3 separate regions of the Homo sapiens genome follow, and regions 1 and 2 are each linked to region 3. A link is a contact called in ENCODE Hi-C or POLR2A ChIA-PET data. All regions are on one chromosome and are shown on one strand. Each heading gives the region's core, a stretch centred on a gene start or an enhancer-like site at or near the end of the contact. The rest is flanking DNA. Distances are from core to core; before and after follow the strand shown.

The links. A loop is a pair of places that touch in the nucleus more often than their neighbours do. ChIA-PET counts read pairs that join two places held with the same protein, here RNA polymerase II (POLR2A). Pooled maps may share reads with other maps.
Region 1: a loop to region 3 is called in a pooled map, with 4 times the contacts of the local background. The contact joins the promoter of RSL1D1 here to the enhancer-like site in region 3. A Hi-C loop is called at or near these places in 5 of 50 pooled maps. POLR2A ChIA-PET finds 5 or more read pairs at or near these places in 2 of 52 experiments (BJ and Caco-2).
Region 2: a pooled map shows a loop between it and region 3 (2.9-fold over the local background). The contact joins two enhancer-like sites. A Hi-C loop is called at or near these places in 2 of 50 pooled maps. POLR2A ChIA-PET finds 5 or more read pairs at or near these places in 2 of 52 experiments (OCI-LY7 and activated T-cell).

The regions. Positions count from the first base shown.
Region 1 is chr16:11,850,196-11,852,895 of GRCh38, forward strand. It overlaps RSL1D1 (ribosomal L1 domain containing 1), which reads right to left and starts at 1,347. Exons shown (of 9, transcript NM_015659.3): 1 at 1,213-1,347; 2 at 84-223. The coding sequence starts at 1,317. RefSeq lists enhancers at 509-1,708, 1,481-2,015, 2,016-2,549 and a silencer at 1,277-1,463.
Region 2 is chr16:11,808,745-11,811,444 of GRCh38, forward strand. No RefSeq gene overlaps it. Among named protein-coding and RNA genes, the nearest start is that of ZC3H7A, 13 kb to the left of the region's middle. Within about 2 kb of position 1,312, at least 8 of the 41 ENCODE cell types and tissues checked have a DNase peak (open chromatin) inside an H3K27ac peak, as active enhancers do; they include OCI-LY7, where a contact is called at or near this core.
Region 3 is chr16:11,494,287-11,496,986 of GRCh38, forward strand. LOC400499 (putative uncharacterized protein LOC400499) reads right to left here. Exons shown (of 67, transcript NM_001370704.1): 11 at 289-474. Among named protein-coding and RNA genes, the nearest start is that of LITAF, 91 kb to the right of the region's middle. RefSeq lists an enhancer at 1-881. Within about 2 kb of position 1,350, at least 15 of the 41 ENCODE cell types and tissues checked have a DNase peak (open chromatin) inside an H3K27ac peak, as active enhancers do; they include OCI-LY7, where a contact is called at or near this core.

The DNA.
Region 1 (2,700 bases), core at 97-2,596, 360 kb after region 3:
ATTAGTAACCATGATGCAATTGTTCGAGTTACAAAGAATAAACACACAGATAAAAACAGCAAAGGTAGAAAATCACAACTTACAATCTGACCCTCAGTTCTTTACTTGGAATTTTCCATAATACCACCATTAAAAATAAACTTTCATTCTCATTCAAAAGCAACCCATAATTGTTTTTCCTGGACTTGCAATGCGTCAAGAGAGCGTCCACTGCCTTTCTAACCTGCAAAGTGGAAATTAGACAAATAAGTGAAATGTTTTCACAATAACTTACACAAATAAATGAAATGTTCTCAATCTAATTTAGCATTTGCCCCCTCCCACACCTTCTATTTTTTCCCTTCCAACTTCTATTTCAAGGGGTAACCTCCATAACCGTATCTATTAGGATCCTGCAGTTTATATTCACAGAAATCTAAGAATCCATCAAACATGCCTAAGTACCCACTTCCAGTACTGTGTGCAGAAGGGCACCTCTTCTACTTAAAGAGATTGGGCTAGAGGGAAACGTGCCCCTCCTGCCCTCAATGATGAAAGCAGTAATCCCAGGAAAAACGCAAAGCAAAATGCATTTAGCATTTACTGAGAACTCCTGGCAATTCTCCTGCCTCAGCTTCCCGAGTAGCTGAGATTACAGGCGCCCGCCACCACGCCCACCTAATTTTTGTATTTTTAGTAGAGACGGGGTTTCACCATGTTGGCCAGGCTGGTATCGAACTCCTGACCTCAGGTGATCCACCCGCCTCGGCCTCCAAAAGTGCTGGGATTACAGGCGTGAGCCACCGCGCCCGGCCTACTGAGCACCTTCTTACCATGTACCAGGCCAAAGCGCTTTACACTCATTACCTCTCCCGATCCTGGATAACGGGGAGCCGAAGGGCCCACTTTAAATAACGGGTAACAGACCTGCAAAACTAAGCGATTCGGTCAAGCGCTAATGATAGGGAAGCTAAGCCAGGTCGCCAGGTCTATCTCATCTAGCTCCACAGCACACTTGCAACCCAATTCACTAGCGCCAGGCCGCAGGACCAGGGAAAGCAGGCGCCCACCCACGTGTGTAAAGGGGAGAGACAGCTGAGGCACACGGCCCGCCAGCGACCGTCCCACAGCCCCGGGGAAGTCCGCCGAGCACGCACTCGGGTTCCGGCACCCTGCGCCTCACGAGGTAACCGCCACACTGCTTCCAAGCCACCCTCCCCAGGAACCACTCACCTGTTCTTTATCCAGCTGCTTCCGTGCTGTCGGGGCCGCTGGAGTCGAGGTGGAGGTTCCAGTAGCGGCTGCAGAAGACAGCGAGGCCGAGGCCGAATCCTCCATCTTGTTTCCACCTCGTGAAGAGGCGCGTGTGCAACCCCACTGCTGGCTTCTGGTGCGCACGCGCGAGCAAGCCCGGCCCCGGAAGCGAGGGGGCGGGAACCGAGCCTCTGTGCGTCATTTCCGGGAGAGCGTGGGGTTTCGCTCTCCGGGGCAGTGGCTGCTGTCAGAATCCCTTCTTTGAGGAGGCACCTGCTCTTCCGCTTTTCTCCAGCTTTCCATGAGCTGTGGGGAGTAGCTTGGGTGTCCTCTCACTCTTACTAGATAGAAATCAAGAAAGCGCCTTGAGGCGAGAGAAGAGTCCCGTCAGGAGGCCCAGTGGGGTCCTCCACACTCCACGGTCCCCGCCTCCGGGAAGGCCGCGCGTGGCATGGGCAGAGCGCGGAATCCTGGCTCCACTGCCCACCTGCCCGTTGACTTTAGGCGACGCCAACCCCAGGCTGGTGAGGAGTCCCTGAAATATAAGGCACGGGAGCCACCCGGAGCCACCCGACCTGCCACGTTAAGCAGCATGAGGGACCGAAAGATGAGTCTGGGCCAGTCTCTTAGGAGCTTCTGGTCTCGCAGAGAGGCGGGAGGTAAGATCCTGTACAAATAAGCGTGGCTGGTCGTGCGCGTGGCTGGCGTCTGGAATCCCAGCGCTCTGGGAGGCCGAGGCGGAGGGATTCCAGGAGTTGGAGACCAGTCCGTGCATATACGAGACTCCGTCTCTCCAAAAATTATAAACATTAGCCGGCGTGGTGGTGCGCGCCTGTAGTCCCGGCTACTTGGGAGGCGGAGGATGGAGGATCTTGAGGAATTCGAGGCTCGGTGAGTTCTGATCCGCGCCACTGCACTCCAGCGTAGGCAGTAGAGTGAGACCTTGTCGCTAAACAAACAGGTTAGGAGTGGAGGCTGGATAACTGACAAATGGAATACCTTAGAACAGGGGAGTCCAATCTTTTGGCTTCCGTGGGCCACACTGGAAGAAGAATTGCCTGGGCCCATATATAAAACTAATACTAATGATAGCCGACGAGCTTTAAAAAAAAAATCTAAAAAAAATCTCGTAATGCTTTAAGGAAGTTTACGAATTCGTGTTGGGCTGTATTCAAAGCCTGGCCTCCAGGGCCGCACGCGGCCCTTGGGTAGGACAGGTTTGCTTTGTAATGTCTTCCTCCCACTCCACCCGCCTCCCCAGAGGTACCCTTACCAGTGTCTCCTGGAACCTTCCAGAGATGTTCTAGGCATGTTTAGGAGATACTTCTCCTTTCTCTTGTTGGATGGGTTTAATTAATTTTTTTCCTTTTTTTTTTTTTTTTTTTTGTAATGGAGTCTCGCTCTGTCGCACAGGCTGGAGTGCAGTGGCACGATCTGGGCTCACTGTATCCTTCGCTTCCCGGGTTC
Region 2 (2,700 bases), core at 62-2,561, 310 kb after region 3:
ACTGGGAGGCCAAGGCGGGCAGATCACAAGGTCAGGAGTTCGAGACCAGCCTGACCAACGTGGTGAAACCCCGTCTCTACTAAAAATACAAAAATTAGTCAGGCGTGGTGGCGTGCGCCTGTAATCCCAGCTACTCAGGAGGCTGAGGCAGGAGAATCACTTGAACCCGGGAGGCAGAGGTTGCAGTGAGCTGAGATCGTGCCACTGCATCCCAGCTTGGGCAACAGAGCAAGACACTGTCTCAAAAAAAGATAATAATAAAATATGCAAATGTATCCACAAAACGTATGACAATGGTTTGGCACCTTTTTTGCTAGGATGTCAAAATCCAGCAATAAAGTTGTTCTAACCAGATTCGAACTAGTTTTGGTGTTTTTTTTGTTTTTTTGAGACGGAGTTTCGCTCTGTCACCCACGCTGGAATGCAGTGGCATGATCTCAGCTCACTGCAAGCTCCGCCTCCTGGGTTCACGCCATTCTCCTGCCTCAGCCTCCCGAGTAGCTGGGACTACAGGTACCCGCCACCACACCCGGATAATGTTTTGTATTTTTAGTAGAGATGGGGTTTCACTGTGTTAGCCAGGATGGTCTCGATCTGACCTCGTGATCCGCCTGTCTCGGCCTCCCAAAGTGCTGGGATTACAGGCGTGAGCCACTGCGCCCGGGCCTAGAACTAGAATATCATATATCAAATCTAAGCAGTCAAATCTTGCCCAAGTCTTAGTGATTCAAATACCCTTTGGGGACCAGTTCCCTTTCAAGCACTTCACTGGTATTTTCTTTCAAGGTGTTATGAGTGCATATGTCAAGAATTTTTTGGCTGGGTGCGGTGGCTCACGCCTGTAATCCCAGCACTTTGGGAGGCCAAGGCAGGTGGATCATCTGAGGTCAGGAGTTCAAGACCAGCCTAGCTGACATGGTGAAACACTGTCTCTACTAAAAATACAAAAAATTAGCCAGGCTTGGTGGTGGGCGCCTGTAATCCCAGCTACCAGGGAGGCTGAGGTAGGAGAATCAGTGGAACCCGGAAAGCAGAGGTTGGCGGTGAGCTGAGATTGTACCACTGTACTCCAGCCTGGGCAACAGAGCGAGACTCCATCTGAAAAAAAAAAAAAAAAAGAATTTTTTAGTTGTAAGAGACTGTTAAGTAGTGAACCCTAATTAAACAAGGCTAAGGGGAAGAAAGGAAATTTATGAGCTCATAGAACTTAATTGTCCAGGTAAGGTTCGTGTCAGTATCATCAGAAACTCAGGCACTCTCTCTCCTTCTGTCAGTTCTGCTTTCCATTCTCAGGCAGACTCACCCCTTGCGGCAACGTAACTGCCAGCAGTTCCAGGCTTAGGTGGTCTTTTCTCAGCAACTCCCACAAAGCCTTGCTCTTACAAATACTTCCGTAAAACCTGGACCTGACTCTGGCCAGAACTGTGTCACACTGTTACGGGTGGAGGGTGTCCAGGTTCTTGACGTTTTGAAAAAAGAATTGGACGAAACGCACAAAGCAATGAAAGAAAAGCACAGATTTATTGAAACGAAAGTACACTCCACAGAGTAGGGAGCAGGTTAGAGGAAGTGACTCAACAATGCTGGTTACAGAATTTTCTGGGGTTTAAATACCCTTCAGAGGTTTCCCATTGGTATGCCCTATGTAAATGAAGAGGGTAAGTGAAGTTACAAAGTTATTTACTTGGCATACACCCCATGGAAATGAAGAGGATGTTTCCTGCCATAGCTGAAGTGAAGTTACAAAGTTATTTAGTTGGGCATAGAAAGTTGGGGTTTTGGCCTGGAGGTGGGAGAGCGGGGAGGGCTCATGCCTGTAATCCAAACACTTTCGGAGGCGGAGGTGGGCGGACCTTTGGCCAACATAGTGAAACTCCGTCTCTACTAAAAATACAAAAATTAGCCTAGCATGGTGGGGGGTGCCTGTAATCCCAGCTACTTGGGAGGCTGAGGCAGGAGAATTGCTTGAACCCGGGAGGCGGAAGTTGCAGTGAGCCAAGATCAGGCCACTGAACTCCATCTAGAAAAAAAAAAAGACAGTTAATTGGGGTTTTTCCCTTTTATTGAGTTCTAGGAAGTATGTATGTTTGTTTGTTTATTTATTAAAACAGAGTCTCACTTTGTTGCCCAGGCTGTAGTGCAGTGGTAGGATCTTGGCTCACTGCAACCTCTGCCTCCCAGGTTCAAGCGATTTTCCTGCCTCAGCCTCCCAAGTAGCTGGGATTACAGGTGCTCACCACCACACCAAGCTAATTTTTCTATTTTTAATAGAGATAGAATTTCACCATGTTGGCCAGGGTGGCCTCGAACTCCTGATCTCAGGTGATCCACCGGCCCCGGCATCCCAACGTGCTGGGATTACAGGTGTGAGCCACTGCACTCGGCCTAGTTCTAGGAAGTTTTTAGGTTCCCTGCCTCCAGACCCCATTCTCCTGCATCAACATAAGCATCCTGAATCAATCATCCAGGCAGGACGGGCAGGTTATACAGTTTTGTTGTAAACAGTTATGTTAAGGCCAGGCACGGTGGCTCACACCTGTAATCCCAGCACTTTGGGAGGCCAGGGTGGGCAGATCACTTGAGGCCAGGAGTTCGAGACCAACCTGGCCAACACGGTGTAACCCCATCTCTACCAAAAATACAAAAATTACCCAGGTGTAGTGGCATGCACCTGTAACCTCAGCTACACGGGAGGCTGAG
Region 3 (2,700 bases), core at 100-2,599:
TTCCTGGGCATCTCAGCCCATTCCCCCTTCCCCCCTTCACCCCACCCCCACTCAGTGGTGTTGGGGGGCAGTGGTGTGGGGGGGGCAGTGGTATAGAAGGGGCAGTGGCGTGGGGGGGCAGGCAGGAGGGTGAGGAGACGGGTTGAAGTGGGGAAGGGGGAATGAGGGATAGGAGGAAGGGGCAAAGGGGGGAACCCACCCCCACCCTCTCCACCTGGAGCTTGCCTGATTCGCTTCGGCCCCACTGGGGGCACTGAAGCCGGTACTCAGGACACTGGATGTCCTCACCTTGTCATCATCCGAGGGCTCCTGGATGGTACAGTTCTCACCCAAGGCGTCTCCCAGGATCCTCACTAGGGAGCCGACTCCAGGCAGCTGGCCGCAGGGCCCGTCCAGAGAAGCACAGAGGTTGTGCACCAGGGCTGAGATGCCCAGGAAGGCGCCAGGGCTGGCCCTCGGGGTCTGGAGCAGTGGCTGGGGACAGAAATCGGCCCCCACCCGAGGTGGTGGGTAAATGCACTTCACAGGCCTCACCCTGGCCACACACCGACTCACCTGGGCAACTTCATAATACAGAGCTGAGTCCCCCAGAGTCTGAACAAATTGCTCTTTTCAGGGAACATTTTAAAAGCACCCCAGAGGCCAGACACGGTGGCTCATGCCTGTAATCCCAGCACTTTGGGAGGCCAAGGCAGGTGGATCACCTGAGGTCAGGAGTTCGAGACCAGCCTGGCCAACATGGCAAAACCCCGTCTCTACTAAAAACACAAAAATTAGCCGAGCATGGTGGTGTGTGCCTGTAATCCCAACTACTCGGGAGGCTAAGGCACAAGAATCCCTTGAACCCGGGAAGCAGAGGCTGCAGTGAGCTGAGATTGTACCACTGCACTGCACCCTGGGTGGCAGAGCGAAACTCTGTCTCCAAAAAAAAAAAAAAAAAAGAAAACAAAACAAAAAAGGCACTCCATGTGGCCCACGACTCAGACGCCCAGCTACCCTCACTCCAGGGCTTCAGTGAAAGGAAGGCAAACAGGAGGGGGTTCAGGACACAGCTGCTCCCTGCCCCAGGCACCTCAGAGAAATCAGACCAACAAATCTTTTTTTTTTTTTTTAAGATGGAGTCTTGCTCTCTCATTCATCCTGGAGTGCAGTGGCCCTATCTAGGCCCACTGCAACCTCCACCTCCTGGGTTCATGTGATTCCCCTGCCTCAGCCTCCCACGTAGCTGAGATTACAGACACGTGCCACCACCCTTGGCTCATTTTTCTATTTTTAGTAAAGCCGGGTTTCACCATGTTGGCCAGGCTGGTGGTGAACCCCTGACCTCAAGTGATCTGCCCGCCTCGGTCTCCCAAAGTGCTGGGATTACAGGCATGAGCCACCGTGCCTAGTCTAGACCAACAAATCTTAGTAAACAAACTGTGTTCACTACAAGCCAGACTGCTGATAACATGTCACACACGTTGCCTTTCTTATCATTCCCATTTTGCAGAGCAGGAAGCTGAGACACAGGAAGCTGAGACACAGAAAGGGTAAGGGACGTGCCTCAGGTAGCCCACAGCTATAGATAGAACTGAGACTTAACCCAGGAGAGGCTGGCTCCCAGGCCAGGCATGATACCAACACTCACGGCTTCTCAAAATGCAAATTCTGGGCTCACTCTAAAATCCAGCCCTGGGGCCCTGGCTGTGAACAGGGGCCTCTGTGCTAGACCCACGTCACTCCAGAACAGGGACTGCTTGGCAGCTGTGGAGAAATAAAATCTCTGCCTAGCTCTGTCCTTTTTTTTTTTTTCTCGAGATGGAGTCTTGCTCTTGTCACCCAGGCTGGAGTCCAGTGGCACAATCTCAGCTCACTGCAACCTCTGCCTCCTGAGATCAAGTGATTCTCCTGCCTCATCTTCCTGAGTAGCTGGGATTACAGATGTCTGCCACCACGCCTGGCTAATTTTTGTATTTTTAGTAGAGATGGGGTTTCACCATATTGGCCAGGCTGGTCTCGAACTCCTGACCTCAGGTGATCTGCCCACCTCAGCCTCCCAAAGTGCTGGGATTACAGGAGTGAGCCACCACGCCCGAGCTGCCCAGCTCTGTTCTTTCTCTGGATTCGTGACTCTTCACCAGATCTGTGTTACTACGCTAGGGTGTGAGCACACTGTGTGAAGGTGTGAACATAAGCATCTGTGTGTGTGCATATTGGTGTGTGCTGTAGAATCCTAGTGCTTGTGGGTGTGTACGTTCCCACTTGGGTGTGCAGGTGTCTCAGCGCACTCGAGTACCCTAGTATGCGTGTATTTCCTGGTGGATGCCTGTGCACACGTGTCCCCATGTGGGCATCTCGTGTGTCCCATTGGATGTGTGCATGTGCCCATGCGTCCAGGTGCGTGTGTGTGTACTGTGTGTCCCTTGTGTGCCCACGCACAGCCCAGTGTGTCTTGGTGTGCCTATGCATGTGTCCAGGTGTGGGTGGCTGTCTCCACACGTCCCACTGGGTGAGTGTCCTACTGTGTGTATGTGCATGTCCTGCCATGTCTTCACATGTGCATACACTGGGGTGTATATCTGCATCTCCAGGTACGTGAGTCTTGGCGTGTATGCCTCAATGTGTGTGTGTGTGTGTGTGTGTGTGTGTGTGTGTGTGTGTGTGTCTTGACAGGTCTATGGTGTGGGTGTGTGTCCGTGCATTTCCCCATGTGGGTGT